Regions from separate parts of the Homo sapiens genome. Here region 2 is linked to region 1. Evidence: chromatin loops called from intact Hi-C (ENCODE). Cell type or tissue: thyroid gland. All regions are shown on one strand.

Evidence for each region. Hi-C counts contacts between places; a loop is a spot of excess contacts. Peaks named below come from ENCODE experiments on the same cell type or tissue, not always from the same donor. Only the 100,000 strongest peaks of a DNase experiment are listed, where the experiment ranks them.
Region 2: a loop joins it to region 1, with 2.3 times the contacts of the local background. A loop is called at or near these places in 28 of 110 quality-filtered maps.

The regions. Positions count from the first base shown.
Region 1 is chr20:17,901,606-17,909,605 of GRCh38, reverse strand. It overlaps the pseudogene RNU6-192P. Among named protein-coding and RNA genes, the nearest start is that of SNORD17, 57 kb to the left of the region's middle. RefSeq lists a silencer at 2,385-2,546 and an enhancer at 5,388-5,447. In thyroid gland, no CTCF peak of the experiment used is centred here; no DNase peak of the experiment used is centred here.
Region 2 is chr20:17,651,068-17,659,067 of GRCh38, reverse strand. It overlaps RRBP1 (ribosome binding protein 1), which reads left to right. Exons shown (of 25, transcript NM_001365613.2): 3 at 1-472. Among named protein-coding and RNA genes, the nearest start is that of RRBP1, 27 kb to the left of the region's middle. RefSeq lists an enhancer at 2,930-3,224 and a silencer at 7,013-7,092. In thyroid gland, CTCF peaks have their summits at 3,730, 3,930 (motif pointing left) and 7,078 (motif pointing left); DNase peaks (open chromatin) are centred at 3,934 and 7,077; H3K27ac peaks cover 4,176 bases.

The DNA of each region.
Region 1 (8,000 bases):
TCCCAAGTCCCTGTTCACAACTTCTTGGTTTTCATTCACCTCTATCCCCTGCCCTTCAAATGTGTAACCACTATTATCAGTTTCTTGTGTATCCTTGTGTGCGGCCCACTTGGAACTGAAGACTGCCATACATTCTGTCTTTGGGGCAGCTTCCACTTCCAGGAGAGGGACCAAGAATAAACCTACCACAAATCTTCTATTCAGGGGAGTTTCATGGCCATGAGGAAGACACAGAGACTATTTGCACCTGCATAAATAAACCTCATCACAAACTTCTAAAATACCCTGTTTCTTCTCCTAAAAACCCATTTGTAAATCTATTTGTTCTTCCCATGGTAGCCCTCCTATTCTCCTTCTAAGGCATATAAGCCCCCAGTTCTAACCACTCCGTCATTGAGCACTTCTATGTGTCTGTGCATTCCCCGGGTAATTAAACTCTTTTTTCTTGCTAATCTGTCTTTTTTTCAGTTTAATTTGCAATCCCCCAGTATTGAACCCAAGAGTAAAGTTTTTTTTTAAATTATTTATTTATTTATTTATTTATTTTGAGACAGAGTCTCGCTCTGTCACCCAGGCTGGAGTGCAGTGGCGTGATCTTGGCTCACTGCAAGCTCCACCTCCTGGGTTCACTCCCCAACACCTGCAAAGACTTTATGGGGGAGGTGTATTTTAAATACAAAAATTAGCCAGGTGTGGTGGTGCGTGCCTGTAGTCCCAGCTGCTTGGGAGGCTGAAGCACGAAAATCACTTAAACCTGGGAGGCAGAGATTGCAGTGAGCCAAGATTGTGTCGCTGTACTCCAGCCTGGGTGACAGAGCAAATATATTCTTTTACACCCTACCCCATACACCTTTTTTAAAATTTTGAGAGAAGATATTGCTCTGTCGCCTGTGCTGGAACGCAGTGGCACAATGACAGCTCACTGCAGCCTCAGCCTCCTGGGCTCAAGCGACCTTCACACCTTGGCCTCCTGAGTAGCGGGGACTGCAGGCACACACCACCACACCCGACTTATTTTTGCATTTTTCGTAGAGATGGAATTTCACCATGTTGGCCAGGCTGGTCTCAAACTCCTGAGCTCAAGCAATCCTCCTGCCTCAGCCTCCCAAAGTGCTGGGAGGTGTAAGCCTCCCACACCCAGCTTCCATACACATACCTTTAAAAAAAAACCCCACAAATGATTTTGTACTGTAGGCTGAGTGCAGTGGCTCACACCTGTAATCCCAGCACTTTGGGAGGCCAAGGTGGGAGGATGACTTGAGGTCAGGAGTTTGAGACCAGCCTGGCCAACATGGCAAAACCCTGTCTCTACTAAAAATACAAAAATTAGCCGGGTGTGGTGGTGCATGCCTGTAGTCCCAGCTGCCTGGGAGGCTAAGGCACGAAAATCTCTTAAACCTGGGAGGCGGAGATTGCAGTGAGCCAAGATTGTGTCGCTGTACTCCAGCCTGGGTGACAGAGCAAGACTCTGTCTCAAAAAAAAAAGGAAAAAGATTTTGTACTATATAACTGTTATGTGTCTTGCTTTTCTTTTCACTTGATAATATAACTCGGAAGACTTTCGATGTCTGTATATAGAGAGAATCCTGTTTTTTGTGCCTGAATAGTATCCATTGCATGCATGTGGCTATAATTTTTAAAATAGATATTAAATTATGAATAAAGTACAATAAATATGCAATCCCCTCCAAAATTCCTGTTGAAATGAAATCCCCAATGTACCAGTATTAAGAGGTATAGCCTTTGGGAGGTGATTAAGTCATGAGAGCTCTGCTCTTATGACTGGGATTAGCAGCCTTATGAAAGGGCTGGAGGTTGAAGGGAGCAGTCTCTTGTCCTTCCACTTTCTACCATGTGAGCACACAGCGGCAAGGTGCCATCTTGGAAGCAGAGAGCATCCCTCACCAGGCAGCAATGATGGATCTTGGACTTTCCAGTCAACAGAGCTGTAATAAATACAATAAGTTTCAAGGCTGGGCCTGGTGGCTCATGCCTGTAACCCCAGCACTTTGGGAGGCCAAGGCAGGCAGATCACCTGAGCTCAGCAGCTTGAGACCAACCTGGGCAACATGGTGAAACCCTCTCTACCAAAAACACAAAAAATCAGCTGGATGTGGTGGTGTTCGCCTGTGGTCCCAGCTACTCGGGAGGCTGAGGTGGGAGGATAGCCTGAGCCTGGAAGATGAAGGTAGCAGTGAGACCCTGTCTATAAATAAATAAATAAATTTCAAAATACCCAGTTTAAGGTATTTTCTTATAGCAACACAAATGGACTAAGATGAATATACATACTTAATACATATTAAGGCTGGGCATGGTGGCTGACGCCTGTAATCCCAGCACTTTGGGATGCTGAGGCTGATCACCTGAGGTTGGGAGTTCGAGACCAGCCTGGCCAACATGGTGAAGCCCCGTCTGTACTAAAAACACAAAAATTAGCTGGGCATAGTGGTGCACGTCTGTAATCCCAGCTACTTGGGAGGCTGAGACACGAGAATTGCTTGAACCTGGGAGGCGGAGGTCACAGTGGGCCAAGATTGCGCCACTGCACTTCAACTTGGGCGACAGAACAAGACTCTGTCTCAAAAAAAAAAAAAAAATACGGCCATGTGAGGTGGCTCATGCCTGTAATTTCAGCACTTTGGGAGGCCGAGGTGGGTGGATCACCTGAGGTGAGGAGTTCAAGACCAGCCTGGCCAACATGGCGAAACCCTGTCTCTATTAAAAATACAAAAAGTAGCTGGGTGTTGTGATGGGCACCTGTAATCCCAACTACTCGAGAGGCTGAGGCAGGAGAATCACTTGAATCTAGGAGGCAGAGGTTGCAGTGAGCCAAGATCATGCCATTGCACTTCAGCCTGGGCAACAAGAGTGAAACCCCATCTCAACAAAACAAAACAAAACAAAACATATTAGTATTTATCTAATGGCCTTCTTGAGGGGCATTTGGGTCTGTTTTGATCAAACAGCATCACAATGAGGCAACAAATAACCAAGTACATACATGGTTTCATCCGTGTGCAAGTTTATCGTAGCATAAATACCTCCTGTTGTATTTGTACCTCCAGTGTGCATTTGTAGTTTTGATAGTTTTTGCCAAACCAGCTCCTATGGAAGTCAAACCAAAGTACATTCCCACCAGCAATACAGGCAGATAGGAGAGACCGATTTGGTGGGGCAAGCCAGCGGCATCCCTAGGAATTTGGGGTGGGGAATTCACCTAGCTTATTTAGCTTTCCTCAGTGCAAACATACAGTAAACTTCTTATGGGAAAGGGGCTTGGGGACTTTTGGCACACCTTGTGCAGGGGCAGTGGTCAAATAGCAATATCTATCCCTGTGTAGGAATGAAGACGTGAAAGACAGTGTCAGGAGATTGAGGCCACCAGGTGGGTTTCCCCTGGGGTTCTCCCAGCAGCCTCCTGTTGGAGCCCACTCTCCTTCCCCAGGCTCCCTGACAAAGCTGCCGAAGGCTCCTTCTCTGCTCCCTCAGCCCAAGTTATCACCCCTCAACCCACCTTCAGAACTGGCCTCTCAGGAGTCACTTCTCCACTCGGGCCCCATCCTACAGCCCTCTCCAGGCATTAATCTTACTGGCTGGCCCCCTTGGCTCTTTTAACTCTCTGCTGTCTGTGGCCACCAAGCTTCTTACTTCTTTGACCCCCAGAGGACTTCATTCTGACCTCTGCCTGTGCATCTCTGCTCATTCTTCCTTTTCTATTCTTCAAGTTCGACAGCTCTTCACGGTTTTCACCTTGGTCCATTTCTCTTCCCATTCTGTGTGCTCTTCCTATTTTACTGTTTTATTATTTTTACCACAAAGTTTCTTATTTTTTTCTTTATTTTTCTTTTCTTTATTTTTATTTTATTCTTGTCCTTTTTTCTTTTCTGCTATTTTTTTATATTTTTATTTTTGATTCATTTTATTTATTTATTTTTGAGACGGAGTCTTGCCCTGTCTCTCATGCTGGAGTGCAATGGCACGATCTCGGCTCACTGCAACCTCCGCCTCCTGGGTTCAAGCAATTCTCCTTCCTCAGACTCCCGAGTAGCTGGGATTACAGGTGCCTGTCACCACGCCCGGCTAATTTTTTTTTCTTTTTTTTTTTGTATTTTTAGTAGAGACAGGGTTTCACCATGTTGGCCAGGCTGGTCTTGAACTCCTGACCTCAGGTGATCTACCCGCCTCAGCCTCCCAAAGTGCTGTTCTGGGGTTACAGGCGTAAGCCACCGTGCCGGCCAATTCATTTTAAATAAACGTTATTGAGGTATAATTTACATACAATAAAACTCATTCATACATTTTAAGCATTCAGTTGGACAACTTTTGACAAATGCATGCACCTAAACAAGATATAACACCTGTCCATCACCCCAGAAAGTGTTTTAGTCCCCCACTTGCAGTCACCTCAGTCCCAGTTCATCGTTGATCTGCTTTCTGTAACTATAAATTAGTTCTCTTTGTTTAAAAATTTTATATAAATGAATCATATGGTAGGCACTCTTGCATCCAGCTTTTATTTTACACAGTGATTTTAAGACTCATCCATGTTGTTGCATCTATTAGTAATTTCAATCTTTTTATTACTATCCCTTTCTATGAAGAGAACAAATTTTGTTTACCCATTTCCTAGTTGATGGATTACTTGAATTGTTTCCAATTTTTAGCAATCGTGAATAAAGCTGTTACGCACATTTGGATACAAGCCTTTTAAAAAGGCAACCTATTATTCCAATGTAGACTTCCACAAGCTTTTGAGCAATCAAATCCAACAGCATTATGGTGGCCACTAGCTACTTACGCCTATTCACATTTGTGTACAAGTCTTTTTGTGGGCCTATGTTTTTATGGTACTTCAGTAAATACATAACAGTAGAATTGCTGGGTCAAATGGTGGGTGTTTGTTTAGATTTAAAATAAACTCCAGTAGTTCTCCCAAGCAGTTGTACTATTTTATTTTATTTGTATCTTTATTTTTTGAGACAGGGTCTCACTCTATCACCCAGGCTGGAGAGCAGTAGCATGATCACAGCTCACTGCAGTCTCGACCTCCCTGGCTCAGGTGATTCTCCCACTTCAGCCTGCTGGGGTAGTTGGTATTACAGATGCATGCCACCACACCCAGCTAATTTTTTGTATTTTTAGTAGAGATGGGGTTTTGCCACATTGCCCAGGCTGGTCTCAAACTCCTGGGCTCAAGCAGTCTGCCCGTCTTGGCCTCCCAAAGTGCTGGGATTACAGACGTGAGCCACTGCATCCAGCCTGTACTATTTTAAGTTCCTGCCAGTGAGCTAGGAGTTTCAGCTGCCCTACATTCTAACCAATACTGGTATTACACATCTTTTTATTTTCAGCCATGCTTGTGAGTGTGAGGTAGCATCTTACTGTGGTTTCATTCTGCATCTCCCTGAAGACTACTGAGGGTGAGCATCTCTTCCTGTGCGTGCTGGCCATTTGCATGTCCTTTGTGAAGTGTCTGTTCATGTCTTTTGCTCAGTTTTCACTGTTTGCCTTCCTATTAGTGAGTTGTATGGGTTCTTTATGTATTTGGAATGCAAATCCTTTTTCAGATACAGGTGCTGTGAACATTTTCTCCCAGTCTGTAGTTTGGCTTTTCACAGCAGGAAGTTTTCACCCTGATGAAGTCTGACCCTCTGCCATGGTGGGCCTGGCCTCCAGCCCCCACTCACTCCTTTGGGGTCTCCTTTAACTCATTCTTTTAAAAAAATTTTAAAATAATTTTTATTGATATGGAACTTTTCATGAATTCGTGTGTCATCCTTGCAGGGGCCATGCTAATCTTCTCTGTATTGTTCCAGTTTTATTTATTTATTTAGAGACAGAGTGTCACTCTGTTACCCAGGCTGGAGTACAGTGGCGTGATCTCGGCTCATTGAAACCTGTGCCTCCTGAGTTCCTGCTTCAGCCTCCCGAGTAGCTGGAATTACAGGCATGCACCACCACGCCCGGCTAGTTTTCATAGTTTTAGTAGAAACGGGTTTCATCATGTTGGCCAGACTGGTCTCGAACTCCTGGCCTCAAGTGATCCGCCCACTTCAGCCTCCCAAAGTGCTGGGATTACAGACGTGAGCCACGGTGCCCGGCCTTCATTCCAATTTTATACATGTGCTGCCAAAGACAGCACTTTGACTCCTTTCAATCCTTTGCTTTCCTGCTTTGCATATCAGCTTGCCCAGCTCTTGCACCCAGTCTTGCATAAATCCCTTCTCAGTGCTCAATTTTAAAAAAAGAGAGAGGGCGGACGCTCCTTGGAAAGGAGAGACGATCTTTCAGTCCTTCTCTCACAGTTCTTTCTCTTCCTCCCCATTTGCTCTCTCCTCCCCAGCCCTGCACATCATCTCTTCTTTTCATTCTCTTTACTCCTCCTTTACTTCCTCTCCCCTTCTAAGTCTCATCTATCTTGGGCCAAAAATTAGCTTTTTAAGGTAAAATCAGGTCCCCTTCCCCATAAAGGCTTTTATGCAAAGTGTTCTAACAAAAACGTCTCCAGCTTCAATATTGCCAGAACAAATTCTCAGGGCTAGGCACCTAGAACCTAAATTCTGCCGTACCAGGAACCCCAAATTGCAGTGTTATAGAAATGAAGAGACCACAGACAGGTCAAATTGAGGAGATGGTATTTCTTCTCCTGTAACGCCCTCACCTGTGTGAGCTCCCTCTCCAGCTGTGTACCTCTTGTCAGATGAGACGATGAGAGGCTATGGCAATGCTAATTACTCTCACCTGCATCAGAGCCACTCACCTGGGTAGCTTTTAATTTCCCCCACTCTCTCCCAGAGCTTGGCTCTACCCATTAGACAGTTAGACTCTGGTGGTTTTCAGAGTGTAGTCCCCAGAGCAGCCACATCTGCACCGCCTGGAAACTTGCTAGAAATGCAGTTTCTAATTAGGTCCCACACTTCCACATGCATCAGAACCCCTGGCAGGGACTGTGAGAACAGTCAGAACAAAGATTGCTGGGGCTGGCCACAGAATTCAGTGGGTCTGAAGTGGGGCCTGAGAATGTGCATTTCTAACAGGTTCCCAGGTGACAATGTTGCTGTGGCTCCAGGGGGCCCTCTGAGAAACACCATATTAAAGATTCTGATTCAGTTGGTGTGGGTCAGACGGTCCGGGCATCCCATGTTCCAATGCTCCCCTGTGCTGTGCAGCTGAGGTTGGGAGCTCCTGGTCCATGGTCTGCGTTGCAGCACGGCTAGAGCCGCACATCTGCAGAAGACAAGAAAGACCCTCCTAAAGGGCTTCTTCCTTCATCTAAGTTTTCATCACAGGCAAACTCTGTGTGTCCAGTGTACTTGGGGCTTGTAATTTTCCTCCAAGGACCTGTAGGACCCTCTCCAAGTTTGAGCAGGTCTGGCATCCCAGGGTGCTAAGGCCTGCTGGCAGCTCACGTGCTTGGCCCCAGGTACTCTGGGAGCTGTGAGAGTTCGACCCAGAAAGGTGGATCCCTTGAGAGTTCTGGGCAGGGCCACAGCCCCCTTGGTTGGAAAGCGACGGGTCCCTTTTGGTGCTGGTGAGCTGTAAGCAACAAAGCTGTTGCCAAGGGCCTCTGGAATATGACTGTTTCTGAGGCTGTTACAAAATTATATTAAATTCCCAAATGATGGTATTCATTGTAATATATGCAAGCTTTTTAATGTATCAGCCATGCTTATATCAGGTGTGGTCACCTAAGAGTTTTGATTGTTTTTGCTCTTTTATTGATGCATAATTTGCATATAGTAAAATACACAAATCTTAAGTGGATGCTCAATGAATTTTTACCTATGTATACACTCATGTAACAACCACCAAGATCAGGATAGAGAACATTTCCATCATTCTAGTAAGTTCCTTCAGGCCCTTTCTCACTCAATCCCCATCTCCCACTGCCCTAAACAAGTAGACACTATTCTGACCTCTCTCATCATATGTAGATAAGTTTTGCCTTTTATTTTTTTATTTTTTATTTTTATTTTTTAAAAAGGGGTCTTAGTCCT
Region 2 (8,000 bases), 250 kb after region 1:
AAGGCTGAGGGGGCCCAGAACCAGGGCAAGAAGGCCGAGGGGGCTCAGAACCAGGGCAAAAAGGCCGAGGGAGCCCAGAACCAGGGCCAAAAAGGAGAGGGAGCCCAGAATCAGGGTAAAAAGACAGAAGGGGCTCAGGGCAAAAAGGCAGAAAGGAGTCCCAACCAAGGCAAAAAAGGAGAGGGAGCTCCCATCCAGGGCAAAAAGGCAGATTCGGTTGCTAATCAGGGCACAAAGGTAGAGGGTATTACAAACCAGGGGAAAAAAGCAGAAGGGTCCCCCAGTGAAGGCAAAAAGGCAGAAGGGTCCCCCAACCAAGGCAAAAAGGCAGACGCAGCTGCCAATCAGGGTAAAAAGACAGAGTCAGCTTCTGTCCAGGGCAGAAATACAGATGTGGCCCAGAGCCCAGAGGCACCAAAGCAAGAGGCTCCTGCCAAGAAGAAGTCTGGTTCAAAGAAAAAAGGTGAGCCTGGTAAGTAACTGATTTCTTTATGAACTTAGAAGGAAAGGCTGTCTTTAAATGACTTATGGATTCTCTCGGGGAGTGCCACCTGTATCAGTCAGCTATTGTCATAATAAGGCTGCGTAACAAACATTCAAAAAAAAATTCAGTGGCCTTCAACAGCAGTCATTTATTGTTGCTCATGCTTCTGGAGGTTGGCAGATGTGAGCTTTCTCGGTTGGTGGCTCTGCCTCAATCTGGTTTTAACTGGGTTGGTGACTCTTTGCTACAGGTTGAGCTCAGGTCAGTTCCATGTGTGGTCCTTCTGGCGCCCTCCAGGGCAGAGGCCCTTCATAGTTACAACAGAGGCACAAAAGGGCATTTCAAGTCAGCATTTCATTGACCAGATCAAGTGATGTGTCTGAGCCTGAGTCAAGGGGCAGGGAGTCCACTGTGTCCAGGGAGAAGGGACTGCAAGGTGATGTGAGAAAGGAGAGGTGAGGAGTGAGCAACAGGTCCGTGTCTTGGCATGTCTTAAACATATGGGAGCACAAGGAGAGGTGAGGAATTAGGAGCAATAATTCTGTCCACCACACAGTGTAGAAGAGTTCTGCGTGTTGGCAAGTCTTTCTTAACTGTCTGGCTGCGTTCTGTCAGCCTGTTCGATGTTCTTGCCTCACCTGATGCTTTTGTGCAGCCTGACTCGGGTATCTGTGCTTGTTGAGTGAATGATGGTAGGAAGGTGTTTTTAAGGAGCAGTTGCATTCTTTCCTCTTCTGCCTTCTCCTTCCCCTGCGCCACCCTAGTCATTTGGTAAAGCATTATAGAGCATTAACATAAACACTGGATTACATAGATATATATGTGATCATATGAAGCACTGGTTTACCTTTATCTGTTTAGTGTATATTACTGTAGAAATTGGTCCAGGGAGTTCCTGTTTCATGTTTGTCATTCATTCAGTTTCACTTATGTTTTCTTTCTCTCCTCTCCTTTCCTTTCCTCTCCTCTCCTCTCCTTTCCTTTTCTTTTTTCCTTTCTTTTCTTTTCTTTTTTCCTTTCTTTTCTTTTCTTGTTTTTAAATAGCCATTAGCTGATTTGGAAAAATAATTGCATTTGTGTTGACGAAGGGTATCTTAGGAGGTGTGAAATGTTTGTACCTGTGTCGGGCTGCACAGGCCCTGTGTCTTTAGCTGGGCTTCCCTATCTTGCCTCTGTCAGGCTATTACCTTCGTGGGGTTTCCTCCTTCTGCTGTTTTTGATGGGCCATTTGCTGGGGCAGCAGCCCCCTGCTCCGTGTGAGAGGCCCTGTCCCCTGTGAGCGGCTGTAGGCTCCTGTGGGAAGCCAGCGACCAGCTGCCCAGCCCAGATCAGGTGGCCTTGAAAGCCCTTTGAAAACCCAGACGCTCTGGCCTCAGCCCTACTTCCAGAGGCTGGCAGGCGACGCACTGCCCTTTCTTTAACATGATGTTCCACTTGATTCAAAGCTGGGGATGGAGCTGAGAATCAGCTTTTACTTGGTTCTTCCACATCAGGCATGTCCACAGCTTCCTGCATCCCATGGTCATTGTTATTTCGTGTGGTTTTAGACATTTGAAACGAGATACAAAACAGAAGTGTGATGATAATATTGGAAAGGAAGACAAAATTGTTCTAATTTGCAGGTAATAAAGAACCTTGTTAGGGATGAGACCTACGTGTGACCTCTGTGAACGTAACACAACAGCTTGAGTGGGGTGATAAAGTTGGAACCAAGAAAACAAAACCCATATTCCAGGAGAAGAAGATGAAATATTATCGATGAAAGGATAGTAATTTTCAAGTTAATTTAGTGGTCTACCATTATTCCAGCCAAACTTTCTTGAGATTTTCCCCCTAACTTGACGGATTATTCCAAAAGTCCCATCTGAGGGAAAAATAGGTAAGAATAATTGAACAGATTTTTTTACAGTGGATTTTAGAAGGCCAGTCCTGTCAATGTGTGAACGTCTCCCAACTGTTGTAATTACAAGTAGGGGAATAGAAGGCTCTGAAACTGACTGAGAACTTGAATGAGAGAAGCATCATATTGCAGTAGGGAAGGAAACGTTCAGCAGATGATCTAGGGCAGTGTGTTCATATATTCATAATTTGGAAAAGTCTTCTTAGACCCGCCAAGCACTTGCCTCTATAAAAATTTAAGGTTTGGATGAAATAGATTTAATTTGAAAAAAAATGAATATGGGTTAGCCCAGATGGTGGAAGATGGCCACTCTGACATTGTCATGAGAAGAAGTCACCAAGGCTGACATGGGGGAGCTTGACACACAGCCACGCAGGGCTGTGCAACCACAAGGAAGAGGCAGAGACAGGGCCACACGTGCCACCAACATGCCGCCCGCAAGGTGGTTTCTTTCTTCTTCACAGTGTCGGCAGTCTAGAAAACATGGGGAAAGTTCTTTCTTGGACTTTCTATTTTCGTTTCTTGAATTAGCACTGAGGAATCTCAGGCCTGTTTTCCCATGGTTGATGTACAAAGGCATCTTCAGGGCCATCTGCGGTGGATTTGGGCCACTCCCCAGACACCGTGAGGATCCTGGAGACGTCCCCTCCTGAAGTGCTTCTTAAACTTTGTTATGCAGATGAATCACCCAGGATCTTGTGACTCAGCAGCTCCCAGGTGGGGCCTGAGATTCTGCATTTCTAAGCAGTTCCTGGGAGCTGCTGATGCTGTGGGTCCCACGTACCACATGTGGGGCCAGTCAGGATCCAGGAGACATCATCATTTAACTAGCAGTTTCAAAAACTCACATTAAAGCAAATAAGCTTTATTTAAAAACCGTTAATATAAATATATAATGTATATTTTTAAATGCTGGCATTGTAAATTGTGTGACCATTTTGAAAAGCAATTTTGTGAAATGTATCAAGAGCCTCAAAGGGATGAGTAGTTTTTCTTCTTCTCCTGGACTCCCCTCAGGAAACAGTGTAAACTGTGGCAGCCAGGTCTGTGGGTGAGTGGCTGGGGTGTCCCTCGGACCACCCCAAGGGCCTCGGTGCATGCGGCTCACCCAGACACAGTGCAGCCACTAACAGTGATGCCTGTGAAGATCCCATAGTAACCTGCAAAGACATGGTCACGTGGTCACAATGTGACTTTTCATTGGAGAAGTCGGGTGCCAAATTCTTTAGATGCCTCAAGAACAGTGGAAGGCAGAGACATTAAATGAGTGATAACAAGATAAACCGTAACTGTAGGAAATACAGTACAATTCCTTTCTGATTTTTTTCTTCAATGTAGTAGTAGTTTTCTCTTCAAAAGTCAAAAAGCAGCTGGGCGTTGTGGCCCACTCCTGTTATCCTCAGCCCCTGGGAAGATCACTTGAGCCCAGGAGTTCCAGCCTGGGCAACATAGTGAGACCTGGTTTCTATAAGAAATGTTAAAAAGAAAGAAAAAAATAAAAGTCAGAAAGCAACGCTGAAGACCCTAGATCTTGTGTTTGTGACAGCGCCCCCTGGAGCTGGGAACGCCCTTTGGAAAGCCTTCATTAATGCTACTGGGACAGGAATTCCAACGAACTGATGAAGCAAAGAATTTCCTATTAAAACCTTCCTGATATAATGCCCTTCAGAAATTATTTTAGAGAGATAAAATTGGGTCTTGATATATTATCTTAAATACTCTCTTTGCCATTGTGAAAAATAAAGGAATAATGATACTTCCTTAATTCCAGATGTTAAAACAACTGAGAAAGATCCCTGGAAGGCAGGGGCTGCTGGAACTCCTGCTCCTGCTTGCTGTCTCTGGACATAGCTCAGCACCGCAGGCCTCTGCCTGTGGGTTCATCTCAGTAGTTCGGGGGTGAAGTGCAGAGAAGGACCCGAGAGCCACAGTGGACAGACCTTAGGGGCTGAGGGTGGTTTATATAATGGCACAGGCTATAGAGTCACCCAGGATTGTTGATAGGGCAGTGTGGACTTGGTGATGGGTCCAGAGCTCCAGCCACAGTGAAGAGACCCTCCCTGATTCCATGATGCTCAAGCAGCAAAAGCTCAGGACAGATGAAAGGAGGCATTTATGAACATGGAAGGGAGTCACTAGCAAACACACACGTGATTGAGTGGTAAGGCCCGAAATTCAAGGTATTTGAAATCCCAGTTAACAAGCAATGTATTCAGTCTACTTCTTTTCCACAGAATCAGTAGTGCATATTGGTAAGCCTCCAAGTTTATCCACAGAAAACCCGTAAGTCCTTAATGTGTCTGGAGTTGCGTGGTCCCAGGTAGAGATCTTCTCACTGGGGGAGCAGCATCTGTACAAGAAGAAGCATTTAGGACTCTGGCTTAAGATGCTTCACACTCAGCACCTGCTGCCACCAGTTCCATCATGGGGTCACACTCAGGATGTAGGGGACATTTGAGTCCTGGAATGACAAAGGCTCTCCTACAGGGAGACTGTGAAGGGAGGGTGCCGGCCCTGGGATGTGAGGAGGTCGAGTCTATGTTACGTGGACGGCCCACACCAGTCTGAGCGGGTAGCGATTGGGGTGGAGAGCCCTGTCCTTTTGTTGTGTCCTTTAGTGCAGTGGTCAGACCCTGCATGGCCATTATCAAACCAAAACAGACAAAAATGCGTTTGTGCATTACTGTTTAACTGTGCAGTGTGCTTTTCTCTAGTCTGTGCTGGTGGGTATCTGATATTAATGTCCCCATCAACATTGGTCTTTGGTGGCTGGGGGTTGTGAGGCATGTATGTGTGGCTCTTTCTGTCCACCTTGGGACCAGGAGGCTGTTCTTTTTTTTTTTTTTTTTTGAGATGGAGTCTCGCTCTGTCACCCAGGCTGGCATGTAATGGCACGATCTCGGCTCACTGCAACCTCTGCCTCTTGGGTTTAAGCAATTCTCCTGCCTCAGCCTCCCAAGTAGCTGGGATTACAGGCACCCACCACCACGCCCAGCTGATTTTTGTATTTTTAGTAGAGATGGGGTTTCACCATGTTGGCAGCTGGTCTTGAACTCCTGACCTCAGGTGATCCACCCGCCTTGGCCTCCCAAAGTGCTGGGGTTATAGGCGTGAGCCACCGCGCCTGGCCAGGGCCAGGCTGTTCTTGGCGTGTGATCTGTATGTATTGGTCTCATCTGGACTCCGTCACAGTCTGCTTATTCTTTAGCACACGTATTTTCTGCTCTTTGCAGCTGACGGGCTCCAGGGACATTTCTTGATTCATTTGTGGCTACCATCTTCTTACTAACAGCATGGGTGGGGGGCCCAACCCCTAAGCCACTGCCAGGTGGCGTGTGCAAGAAGGTCTGTCTGCATAGCTCCCAGCTGCTTTGCAGCTCTGACTGTAAAGGACAGAGGCCCTGGGTGGGCTCAGTGAAGTGTGCACCTCTCCTCACAGTTAGTCTGCTTTTCCCACACACAAATAACACGAACACAGGGGAGAGCCCGAGGGCGCGCTGGGCACGGTGGGCATGTAGCTGCATCTGGCAGAATTCCCACCACTGCAGTCAGTTGTCGGTGGCGCTCTCTGGATGCTTGGCCGTTTTGCCTTGCAAAGGCCCTTCTCTGCTCCGGGCACACTTCATCACTTGCAGTGATTTCCCACCTTGTCTCTGTGCCCTCGGATGATTTTCTTGGTTTTCAGTTAGCCATGAGCTGTGGTGCCCGAGGGTATGAGGCAGAAATCTGTGAGTCCACAGCATGGGTTTTCACCAGTGGCTTGTGGAATTGGTTTCACCCTTGCTACGTCTTATATGTGGAGTTTTCATGTTCCAGAATTATTTGGATTTCCACTTAACATTGGCGGCTGTGACCATGTTGCCTGGTGAGCAAGCCCGGATGAGACACGTTAGACCGTGGGTTCCTCCCTTTGTTGGAAAGGCTGCGGCGGCCCCCACTGGCTGCCTTGTGCCTCGTTGCCCCTCTGCTGGGGCTGAGCTTCCTGTCAGTCTGGGGCCTGCCCACTCCAGCTTCTCTGGGGGTCATGTGTGCCCAACCTGAGGCAACTGTAGGCAGAACTCCGGGTGGGCTGACTGGCCCTGGGCATCTAGAAACACAGGGACCTGTGGGTGTGAGTGTGTTGGGTGGGAGGGGTGAGGTGGCATGAGGGCTGTGCTGCGGGGATCTGGGAGGTGCTTGGCAGTGGGTTCTAGATCACCGGTGTGGAGCAGGCCAGGACGGGAACTCCTCCCATGAGTCCAGGAGGCCTTGACTTGGGCAGGGGAGGTGTAGGGCCTAGGGCTGTGCTGTCCCATATGGGAGGCACTGGTCACATGGGAGCATTTAAATTATCACCTAAATCAGTCAGAAGTAAATAAAATTAAAGATTCCATTCCTCAGTCACACTAGCCACATTCCAAGTGCCTACTAGTCACATGTGGCTAGTGGCTCCCTTTACACAGTGCAGAGACAGATCATCTCAGTCAGAGCAGAAAGTTTTGCACAGCAGTGCTCTAAACAGGACCTTCTGAAAGGAGGTGGCCTCTTGGATCACTAGCCGGTCTGTGCAGACCTGTGTTGGTGTTGCACAGAGGCTGTGGCTGGCCCATAGCACAGGACAGATTAGCAGCAAAACCAGTACTGGAGCTGGGCTCCACCAGAGACTTGAAGTGCTTCTTCAGTCTTCCTAGCCCTACCTGTTACCTGGCTGGTCCAGCAGGGCCCCCTGCTGACAGGTGCCCCAGAGGGAGACCTGGCAGGAGTGGTAGGCCCAGGACATGCTTTTGCAGACCCAGGCTGGAGCTCTTCCAGAACTTCTGCTCTGATTTTCCTCCAAGAGCAGATGGGGGCCCTGCAGCGGGTTTTTACCACTTGTCCATGGCTGTATTTGACAGAGAACACCTGCCTTCCTAATCCTTGCCTTTTACAATTTATTATTACATAAATATGTGTTTCCAGCAAACAAAATTCACAGTATGGAGGCATGGAAGGTGAAAATAGAAAGTCTTTTTGCTCCATCCCAATCACCATCCGCTTCCCGGGGGTGGAGGGGCGGGGGGGTAAATTCATTGTGCTCTTCACATGGGCACCCACAAACGGGAGCTGCAGTGCACACTGCTGTCTGCTTAACAGTGTGTTGGTGACATCTTTCCGTATTGCACCTGCGAAACTGCCACATTCAGCTGCATAATATTCCCTAGCATGACTGTATTGTAATTTATTTAAATGACATTTAAGTAGTGTGCAGCTATTTTGCAGCTAAAATTAATGCTGCAATGATGTACATACACTGTTGTGTGTCTCTACAAAATAAAGTCCTAGATAAGTAATTGTCAAGTCAAAAGGTGGGTACGTTTTTAATTTAGGAAGACAGTGCTGCATTGCTTTCCAGAAACGTTTCACAATTTACGATGAGAGGCCCACAAGATTTGTTTTCTGACTCAGCACTCCTCACACGGTGCTGCTGTGCTACTCTGGGAATGATTCTAACTTCAGGAAGTTTGGGGAGCAGGGAGCATTATAAACCCAGACGTGGGATAAGGAGAAAGCCTCTTTCTTTGGAAATGAAAGGCACAAATTCTTTACTAAATATTTGGAGAGGAGGAAATTGATGGGATCCTCGAGAAGTGGAAATTC